Regions from separate parts of the Mus musculus genome. Here regions 1, 3 and 4 are each linked to region 2. The links are chromatin loops, found by intact Hi-C in ENCODE. Cell type or tissue: heart. All regions are shown on one strand. Region 1 holds the start of Tm7sf3 (transmembrane 7 superfamily member 3). Region 2 holds the start of Itpr2 (inositol 1,4,5-triphosphate receptor 2). Region 3 overlaps Itpr2 (inositol 1,4,5-triphosphate receptor 2). Region 4 holds the start of Med21 (mediator complex subunit 21).

Region 1 (2,500 bases), 130 kb after region 2:
AGAGTACTCAGGCTGTGAAACGGACCTAGCATTCAGCCAGGGCCAGAGGCCAATGCTTCCTCTCTGCTGTAAGCCAGAGTTTTCTTCAAGAAAATAGGTGTGTGTGTGTGTGTGTGTGTGTGTGTGTGTGTGTGTGTGTGTGTGTGTGTGTATACACTTAACACACAAATATTTGTACTTTTCAGTACTGGCCTTAGTTGTACTCGAAGATCCTAAAGTGCGGTACTATCCCTGGCTTTTCACAGATAAACATTAGGAGAAATGATCCCATCACTCAGAAGACTATTGTATTTGCTACTTGTCTAGAGCTCAAAACAAGGAATGTACTTAACGCAGCCAGAAACAACACGTGACCACCAGCGTGGCACAATTAGTGCTTTTCATGCTTCCCATTAACGCCCCCGCTCCTGCCCAACAGTCGCTAAACCCCTCTCTCTCAGCACAAGACCTAGGATTTCACGTCCCATCACTGGCTCATTTTTCCTCTCAAACTGCAAATCGTCACCCAGTTAAAAAAGCAACTAGATTTCGGAGTATCAAAGTCAGCTACTGCGTGGAACGCCTTAGTTCCTCGATGGACTTTGCTACCGGTAGCCGACGGGTTCGGTTTGGTTTTAGTTTGGGCCTGACGCTCACTCTCCGGGCGGTCTCGAACACATAATCCTCCTGTCGCAGCCTCAGGGGTGCTGCGCTTACAGGCGTCCTCCCCGAAATTCAGTTTAAAAGGCCGTTTCAATGCGTCCAATTAAAACCACAAACATGGCTGCTCCCTGCCGGGAAGAATGCCTCAAAGGGGGCTACTTATCTCTTCCCGGTTCCCAGCCCAAACCAGGCGCTGGCAGGATGGACACGGTCCCGAACCCGCGGCCTGACGCGCATCTGCAACCGGGGAGGGCTGCACAGAGCCGGGCAGCCTGCGGCCCTGCTGCAGGAGCGGAGGCAAGTTCGGGAAGCTCACCGTCGCTGGAGTTCGCCTGGGCCTCGGCGCTGCCCGCCGCCAGCACCGCTAGGACCAGCAGGCGCAGCCGCCACATCGCTGCGGGCCGGGGCGCGCGGGCCAGGGGCGCGCAGGCCAGGTCGCTTGCTACCCCGGAGCGCCCGCGCGCATCGCTTTAGCGCGCCGGCCCCGCGCGTGCACCTGCCGCCCCAGCCCCGCCGGGCGCGCGCTTCCGGCACGACAGCCGCGCGCGTCCCCGGCCGGCCCTTGCGGGCGCGCGCCTCCTGCCGGGGCTTCTGGGCTCCCCGGGCTCACGGGGCAAGCCGGGACGAGTTCTTGCTTTTGTGTCTTTCCTTTCTCTCTTCTTCTTTCCTTCCTTCCTTCCTTCCTTCCTTCCTTCCTTCCTTCCTTCCTTCCTTCCTTCCTTCCTTCCTTCCTTCCTTTTTTCTTCTTTCTCTTTTCTTCTTCCTCTTTCTGTCTTTCTTTTTTCTTTTCCTTTTATTCCTTGTTTTTTTTCAAGATAGGGTTTTTCTGTGTAGCCCCAGCTGTTCTGGAATTCACTCTGTAGACTAGGCTGCCCTTGAACTCAGAAATCGCCTGCCTCTGCTGGTACTAAAGGCATGCACCACCACCACCCAGCTACTTTTTGTCATTCTAATTGTGCAAAATAACTCTCTCTCTCTCTCTCTCTCTCTCTCTCTCTCTCTCTCTCTCTCTCTCTCTCTCTCTCTCTCTCTCTCTCTCTCTCTCTCTCTCTCTCTCTCTCTCTCTCTCTGTCTCTCTCTCTCTCTCTCTCTCCCTCCTAAGACTAGGTCTCTCACAATCCAGAGTGACCTCCAGCTGCTATGCAGTAGAGATGACCTTGAACTTCTGACCTCTCGCTACTTCCTCCCAAGGGCTGGGAAGATAAACTTGTGCCACCACTAATGAATTTCATATTTTATTGAGATATTGAGGCACAGTGAGGTGCCCCAAGCCACAAATAGGATTCTTAGTATCTTAAAAGGCACTTATGAAAAGGGGACTGGGGAAAACTTAAAAAAAAAAAAAAAAACAAGCATAACACAAACTTGAGTTAATAATATAACCTGTCGCACTCTTTTCACTGAGATATGTCTCAATGTAGGATACCAATGACAGCCATGATAGAAACGGATGTAAAATGTATGAGAAATTTTGCAATTTTTCCTGTAACCTAAACCTATTTTAAAATAAATTGATAACATTTTAAATGGAAAAGGCAGGATGTCTGGTGCTTGTTTTTCCAGCACTTCGGAGGCTGAGGTAGGAAGCTTGCCAAGAACAGGAGAACACAGACTCCATACATAGTGAGACTGTTGAAAAATAGTAATGATAAAATCAGTAAACAAATTAACATAATGGACAGTGCTGGAGTCATTCCTATGCAACACCACTTACAGCAGTGGTTCTCAACCTTCCTAATACTGCAGCCCTTTAATACAGCTCGTGTTATGGTGACCCCAAACCAAAAAATTATTTTTGTTGCTACTTTATAACTATAATTTTGTTATTGCTATGTCATAAATGTCTGTGTTTTCCATG
Region 2 (2,500 bases):
GCAACACAGTCACAGAAAGGCTCTCTCCCTCACAGCCCGGGGGACAGGACTCCAATACCTAACAGCTGAGAGCAGTCACCAGCCTCAATCTCCTCAGATAAGACAGTCTGAGGCAAGTCCTGTGAAGTAACCAAAAACTACCTGTGCACTAAAATATATCATAGAGTGCAATTAACTGTTCACCAGCGCGAACACCATGAAGGAATTTTCTAGAAACCAGAAATGGTCCTAACCTAACTAACACGCTGCTTTTCTGTATGATATACATCAGTATTTCCCCAGTTCATATACAAACTCGAATCACAAGGGCCTTGCAGTAGGCTGAACTCCTTTCACTGGGCGAAGGGGATGGACAGGGAGAGAGAATAGCTGAGTTCTAGAACCCTGGCTGCCCAGGAGGCCAGTTTTGGCAAAGCCTGAGGAGTGAGTCCTCCTTTGGCAAGGCCAAAAGGAAATTACTTCAGCGAAGAGGGGCTGGTAATCTCCTCCAGCAGGACAAAGCCACATTTGCGCGGTGCACATCGCCTACTTTCATGGCCAAAGCCTGGGACTTCAACCCACCCTTCTTTCCAGCCGCGCGCTGAGAACGGGCCATAGGGAAGATGAGGAGAAAACACACATTTTAATCAAAACAAGGCAGGGAAGGCAGGCTCGCAGGGCCTGTCTGGGGCGTGCGAACCACTTCCTCTTCTCGGATGTGTCTCGGGTTGGAGATTATGAAGTTGCTGAGAAGCGCTCGCGGCTTCCTGCGCGCTGAGACCTAGGGGACCCGGGGCTGTCCCAGGCGCAGACCCCAGACAAGCCGCGCGCCAGAGGGACAGGGACCCGAGTTGGCTGGCGCTGCTCAAAGCACGTCCTGCTTACCCCAGGGTGCTGATGAAGCCATTGACCGAGCCCTCCGCGTACAGGGACACGATGTCCCCAATGTAGAGGAAGCTGGACATTTTGTCAGACATGCTGCTTCACGCTCCTGTGGCTGTCCCTGCTGTCTCCGCTGCACGCAAGGGTGAGCTCAGGCCCGCTGGGTCAGAGGGGTCCAAGCAGCTCTGCTCGAGGAGCGGCAGCGAGGCCACCGCTGGGGACACTGCGATGGCCCCGCGCCGCCGTCGCCGCCCCTGCCCAGCAGTAGGTTTCCTGTTCCTGGCGAAGTTCTGTCCTACACCTTCGCTCCTCCTCCCTGGCCCGCGAGCCCTCTGCGTCCCCACAGTTCGCTCCCGGCCTGAGCGGAGCCTCTAGGTCCCCTTGGGGGACTCTTTAGACCAGGTGGCGGTGCCCACGGACCGAGAGGGCGGGGAGAAGCCCCGGGGAGGGGGGCGCGTGGCCAATCAAGCCTGGGCGGCCAGGGGCGGAGCGGGGCCGGGGCGGGGCCAGTTCTCGGGGGACGGGCCACCCCGAAGCGGCCAGGACAGAGGCGTGGGAGCCACGCTGGGCGGCGCTGCGGGGGTAACGGGGACTCAGCCGGGGGCATTGGTTCTGGCTCAGGGTGATCTTGGAGGGGCAGCCCCGAGACCAGCAGCGACAGTCTGGAGTGACTCCGGGAGGGGAGGGAAGACGACCCCAAGGACCCAGGAGAGACCCAGGACTTTCCAGATGCGGGCTGGGAAGGGGTGCAGTGCAGCCAGCGTAGACAGGACGACCCGGAGCGCGCAGAGACAATCCCTATTTGCAAAAGGCAAGGGACTTAGAGGGGTTTGGAGGAAAACTGCCGACACGAGGGTTCAGATGGAACCGGCCTTGAGGGACGCCGACTGGAAGAGGGCGCAGAGCAACCACGCTGCTTGGAACTTGGCGCGCCGGTGACAGTCCAGCTGAGAGTAGGAGCCCGCAGGCGATGGGGGTGGGAGGGGGTGGGAGTAGGGTGGGTGAAACGCTGTGGTGTTCGCACCACCACGCAGAGGCCTGGAGAATCCTGACCGTAAAAGCTGGAGTCTGAGTGGATGTATGTTTTGAGTGGAAAAGTTAATTGAGAGGGAGGAAAGGGTTGAAGAAGACACAAATGAAGAGAAGAGGAAAGGAGGAAACACTCCTGTGGAGCTGTTCTTGGATCCTGTTTTTCTTAAGTTCATGACTGGATAAAAGGATCCAGCAGCTGCAGCTGCTATGGTGACCACCCTGGTGACCGTCAGTGGGTGGGTCAGCGATGGCAGTGAGGGCTCACAAGTGAGGGTAACTGGGTTCCATCTCCAGGAACCGGTGACAGCCTTTGTAACCCCCCCCCCACACACACACACACAAGGTTATAATAAATAAAACTGGAGGCAGGACATGAGTGGGAGCAACCCCTCTGTTGTGTGTCAGTCCACCTCTAGAGTACTGTTTTAGAAATGTTTGGTCCTACCCTGTGGAAGATACTGAAGAGGCGAATGCCGTGATCAAACCACAGCTGACCAAAATCAGAGTTTAGGGGAGTTTTGCCTTCCAATTCAAAGATGCCTGGGATGGAAAGGTTTTAGACAGCAAGGAACAGAAAGGAAATGCCAGTCTCGAGTCTTGGTGTGGG
Region 3 (2,500 bases), 72 kb before region 2:
CTCTGTCTCTCTCTCTCTCTCTCTCTCTCTCTCTCTCTCTCTCTCTCTCTCACACACACACACACACAGACACACACACAGAGTGCGTCGGGCTGAGACCTCTGGCTGCTGTGCTAGGGTCAGTGACAAGGAGATCATCACAGTATCCCAAGGCTGTGCTGATGGCAGTGGAGGCTAAAAGTAAAATCAGGAGACATTCAGAGGCCTGCTGACCATCATGCAGAGAAAGATGCCCTCCACTGCACTACAGGAAGGCCTGTAGACACACAGAGCCCTGCCTGCCACCACACAACAGTAGCACGGGAGGAGAAAGATGTCCAGAGACCCTCCCACTGCCAAGCCATGGGGTGCAGGCAGGGAGAGAGTCCCAGAGACTTGCCTGCCTCCGCAGGACTCCCTGGGGGAGAAGAACTCTCCATAGTCCCACCTACCGCCATGCCTCATGGGCAGGCTGTCGAAACCTAAGACCCTCTTGAGGCCAGGCAACAAAGAGTAGGTCACCCAGTCTGCTGCGGGTGCCACTACAATATACAAGCATGTGGTGGAGAGAGAGAGAGAGAGAGAGAGAGAGAGAGAGAGAGAGAGAGAGAGAGAGAGAGAGAGAGAGAGAGAGAGAGAGAGAGAGAGAGAGAGAGAGAGAGAGAGAGAACAGCAGTTTCAGCACTGTAAAGGGGATAGAACTGGAGACACAAGCCACGCCCCCAATCCCGCCTGAGGCCCTGGTGACGTCCTGGCCTGTGCTGCTGCTCTGAAGGCCTTGTCTGGGTCAGTGGCTATGTGGCAGCCGGGGTTTGGACGCACACTAGAGAGGGGCGGCCAACCAGGACCATGTGTACTTCCAGGATCTGTGCAGAACTGGCCCAGCCCCTCACAGACTGCAGCACTTGGGAGAGTGGGCTCCATGCCTTGATTGGGCAGCCTAGTGAAGCTGACTTTGGAGGCATGGGTTCAGGTGAGCTGGCCTTGAGGGCAGCAGAAAAGCTGACCCTGCCTCCTGATGATGGTGGCATTGGGTGGCCTAGTTAGAGCTGTGCTGTAGAGCTCCCCCTGGTGGTGCGGATAAGGGAGAACCAGTGGGCTGACCGGCTCAACCAACACCCAGGCCTAGATCCAGGGCTCTTAGTTGGCCCACGGCAAAATCTGTGTTATCTGTGAACTGTTGGGACAGGTGAAAATGCCAGTCCTGCTGATCCAAAACTGAAGGGTCTCCATGACACTGGACATGAATAACCCAAAGGAGTCCCAGTGAGGATCTGATAATGTTGGTGGGGTCACAGAAGCCAGAGACCTTGAACCAGACCCAAGACTCATTGCAATGAACATTCACAATTGAAGATGTGTGGACAGAGGGACACACTGCTGGACACACTGTGACACACTACAGCTTCCACAGGAGATGTTTTCTATGCTCTGTCTTATTTTTATTAGTGTGTGTGTGTGTGTGTGTGTGTGTGTGTGTGTGTGTGTGTTTTCTTTTGAGGGGAGGTTGCAAGGGCAGGGGGCAGATACAAGGGGAGGGGGAAGGGGGTACATGATGTGAAATTCACAAAAAAATCAGTAAGTTTTTAAAAAATATACTAATAACAACAAATGTTTGTTTATTTGATCTGGCAGTGCTCAGGATTGAATGCTAGCCAGGCACTAAGCTATAGCTCCACTAAGATATAACCCCAGCCCAAAATTGATAGTTTATACGGAGCAGAAAGCAGACATCGTCAAACTGCTAACCCAGGCTGGAAGACCATCACAGCTTCAATGTGACTCAAAAGTACCTGGCACTTGCTGGTGAAAACAAAGGCTACAGTTGAGACATGTTATCATTGGCAGTGTATCCCTACATGGCTCAGAAATTATTTCCTACACACTAGTGACTACAAAGAGGGTTATACAGAGTTATAAAGCACAACTCTGAAAGAACATCTGTGAGTTAATGCTGTAGACTCTTTCAACAAATATGAGGCAGTGACCAAACTTCACCGTCTCGGTACAACAAAACCGCAAATCGAAAATCGATGCTCTCCCAGAGCAGAGCCCTGTGATCCACGGCCCGCCCTCCTCGACTCAATCATTTGCTAAAAGAGGAGCAACAGGTCTCTCACTTGCTACAGATTCCTATCGTAGTACATCAGGAAGGGGACTTCTGACCCCGAAAATACTTTTTTGTAAATACCAGAACACTCCAATGCCACTCCTTTGAAATGGCTTCTTTGGGAAGCCAGGAAAATGTCTATGAAGACAGCAGTGAGGAGCAAGTATGTGGCTCAAGTGGTTAGGAAACACCAAACATCCAACCTTGCTTACTGTATTCCCCACAGGAGTCCAGCCAGAGCGCTACAACTGAGGTCCCACCCTTAGGAAACCCTCTGTAAAGTTTTCCATGGTGGGGTCTGGAGATGTTGAATAAAGTCGCATGCAGCAGACACATGCAGCAGACGCATGCAGCAGACGCATGTGGCAGATGTCAGAAAAGGCTTCCCAAGGAGGAAACAAACACAGAAGG
Region 4 (2,500 bases), 140 kb after region 2:
CTCACGATGACAGTCCACCTTGATAGTGGACTTCCCAGCCTCCAGAACACTGTAGGGAGTAAACGTTCTTTGTAATTGCTTGTCTGTGCTATTCAGTTGTAGCAACAAAAAACAGGCTCACATACCCACCCACCTCCAACTCCAGAAATGATCATCTTGGAAACTATGATAAACAGTTTGTCTGAGTTCCACAAACCAGGTATTTGCAGATTCAGGACTCACTTCCCATCAGAATATCCCCAGGCTAACAGAAATGACCTTTCTGCTATCACCCTTCACACGGAAAACTGTCAGGAAGCCCCAGTTCTAAATTTACATTCTGAAGCTGATCTTTCTTAAGATCGAACCTGCCTAGACCGGGCGTGGTGGCGCACACCTTTAATCCCAGCACTTGGAAGGCAGAGGCAGGCAGATTTCTGCGTTCGAGGCCAGCCTGGTCTACAGAGTTTGCACCTCCTACCTTCAAATGCTCTTCTTCCTCCTTTTCACTTTACTTATCACCCGTTCCTCATCACAGAGCTGTTTAATGCTTTCCATTTCCCCCAGGCACTCCCACTCAGAATTAAAGCACTAATCTAGTCTCCAGTTGGGTAAGCACCTCCTGCCCCAAACTAATTAGCCACCCTTTTCTAGCCATTTTGATTTCCTGGAGAATGTTAATTTCTCGAATTTAAATGTTGTGAATGGCGGGCTGCGAGTATGCTTTGTGGTATACCTGCAAAGTAAAAGCAAAGGAAAACAAGTGTTCCAGATAAACAAAACAAAGAAACGAACGAACAAAAACAAAACCCCTCACAAACAAAACACATTCCAGGCCAGCCAGGACTACACCGTGAGGCATAGCCTCGTCAGAGCTAACAGACAGAATGGAGGAAGCACCTTCCCTTCACAGGCTCGGTCCAGCGTAAACGCGAACCCGTAGCAGCTCAGCCTGCACGCGTCCCTCCTCCCCCACACCAGCCCTGGATCCCACCCGCCTGACGTCAGCAGGCCCGCAGGCTGGCCCCGCCCCTCCCCGGCAGCATGCTTCCTTAACCACGCCCCTCAAGGAGGAAGGCCTGTGATTGGTCCGGAGGCGTCATAAATTGGCCAATCGCTCGCGCTCTAGCAGCTTTTGCGCACCCTTGCGTGCGTGGTGAACATGGCGGATAGACTCACTCAGCTGCAGGACGCTGTGAACTCGGTGAGGGCTTTCCTCTGCTCGCCAGCCTTGCTTTCCTGACGCGGAGAGAGGAGGAAGGGGCGAGGCAAGGCCCCGGGGAGCGCGCAGATTGAGGTCGCCGCGGGCGGCGCACCCCGTGAGGCCTGGGTCTCACGTAGTCCACAGGGCGGGGTCTGAGGAGACGGGCCTGTCCTGAGGGGAGACCGGGCCGGGCGGCTTGTCCTGAGGGGAGGCGGGACCCGGGGGCCTGTCCTGAGGGGAGGTCGGAGCCGCCAGTCTCTCCTAAGGGAGGTGGGACCCGGGGGTCTCTCCTGAGAGGATGTGGGACCTGCCAGTCTCTCCTGAGAGCCATGGGACCCGGGGCCTCTGGTGAGGTGCGAACTTGAGGAAGGGAACGAGTGGCCGCTAATAAGGAGGGGACCCGACGACGGCCTCTCCTGAGGAGACTCAAGGTCTGCGGCCAGGTAGCCAGGAAGCGAGTACTCAAGTTCCAGGGATGCTTCTAGAACTTCCTTTGTGGGGCAGCACACGCCTAAGCACTTTTGTGTGTATCCCTCCCTCGCGTTTCAATTTCAACCTGCCAAACGGATTTCTCCTGTGATTCCACCTCTGAGGCTGAGACAGGAGGATTGCAGCGAGCTCCGGGCCAGCCTGAGCTCCAGTTTGATAGCCCATCTCAGAAAACAAAACACAAAAGACCACAACAAAGTGTTGAGTGTTTGTAGGTTGGTGTATGAGTGACCAGGGCGTGAGCTTGCCTTGCTTTCTGTAGGCCTTCACTCCTCCCTCCGCTCTTGGCGACTCCAGCACCAATGGTTGGAGAGTAACGTCTAGAAGAGGCCAGATCCTGGCCTCTCCGTTTCTTTGCATTTGTTTAAGTCTGCTTTACGATCTTCCCTAAGAGGCTCTTATAGGTGGAGTGAAGCTCTTACAGCACAGTACCACAGAACAGTGAATGTACACAAGAGGGATTTTTGTTTTGTTTTGAGATGGTCTCACTGTGTAGCTCTGGCTGACCTGCACACTGTGGAGACCAGATTGGCGTTAAAAACAAAAAAAAAAAACAGCCCAGTAATCAAAATCTACAACAAAAGCTCCTGAAAACTGCTAGCTTCTCTAACTTTGTCGCCTCTGGCTGTTATTCTGGCTTAATTGTACATGAATGGAAAACTAAATACTGAGCCTGGAATGGTGACCCACATCTTTAATTCCTGTAATCCCAGCACTTGGGAGGCAGAGGCAGGCGGATTTCTGAATTCAAGGCCACCTGGTCTACAGAGTGAGTTCCAGGAGAGCCAGGGCTACACAGAGAAACCCTGTCTCGAAAAAAAAAAACCA

Evidence for each region. Hi-C counts contacts between places; a loop is a spot of excess contacts. Peaks named below come from ENCODE experiments on the same cell type or tissue, not always from the same donor. Only the 100,000 strongest peaks of a DNase experiment are listed, where the experiment ranks them.
Region 1: it touches region 2 in a loop (2.7-fold over the local background); 3 of 42 quality-filtered maps call a loop at or near these places.
Region 3: a loop joins it to region 2, with 4 times the contacts of the local background. A loop is called at or near these places in 7 of 42 quality-filtered maps.
Region 4: a loop joins it to region 2, with 2.5 times the contacts of the local background. A loop is called at or near these places in 3 of 42 quality-filtered maps.

What each region holds. Positions count from the first base shown.
Region 1 is chr6:146,633,428-146,635,927 of GRCm38, forward strand. Tm7sf3 (transmembrane 7 superfamily member 3) reads right to left here and starts at 1,165. Exons shown (of 12, transcript NM_026281.2): 1 at 959-1,165. The coding sequence starts at 1,034. In heart, a CTCF peak has its summit at 1,258; DNase peaks (open chromatin) are centred at 444 and 1,144; H3K4me3 peaks cover 1,582 bases; H3K27ac peaks cover 1,921 bases.
Region 2 is chr6:146,500,923-146,503,422 of GRCm38, forward strand. Itpr2 (inositol 1,4,5-triphosphate receptor 2) reads right to left here and starts at 1,301. Exons shown (of 57, transcript NM_019923.4): 1 at 865-1,301. The coding sequence starts at 956. In heart, CTCF peaks have their summits at 1,417 and 1,617; DNase peaks (open chromatin) are centred at 19, 469, 669 and 1,289; H3K4me3 peaks cover 2,302 bases; H3K27ac peaks cover 2,052 bases.
Region 3 is chr6:146,429,114-146,431,613 of GRCm38, forward strand. All of the region lies in intron 2 of Itpr2 (inositol 1,4,5-triphosphate receptor 2), which reads right to left. Among named protein-coding and RNA genes, the nearest start is that of Itpr2, 72 kb to the right of the region's middle. In heart, a CTCF peak has its summit at 1,050 (motif pointing left); a DNase peak (open chromatin) is centred at 1,038; H3K27ac peaks cover 240 bases.
Region 4 is chr6:146,641,470-146,643,969 of GRCm38, forward strand. It overlaps Med21 (mediator complex subunit 21), which reads left to right and starts at 1,110. Exons shown (of 4, transcript NM_025315.3): 1 at 1,110-1,183. The coding sequence starts at 1,142. In heart, a CTCF peak has its summit at 1,146; a DNase peak (open chromatin) is centred at 972; H3K4me3 peaks cover 2,232 bases; H3K27ac peaks cover 1,809 bases.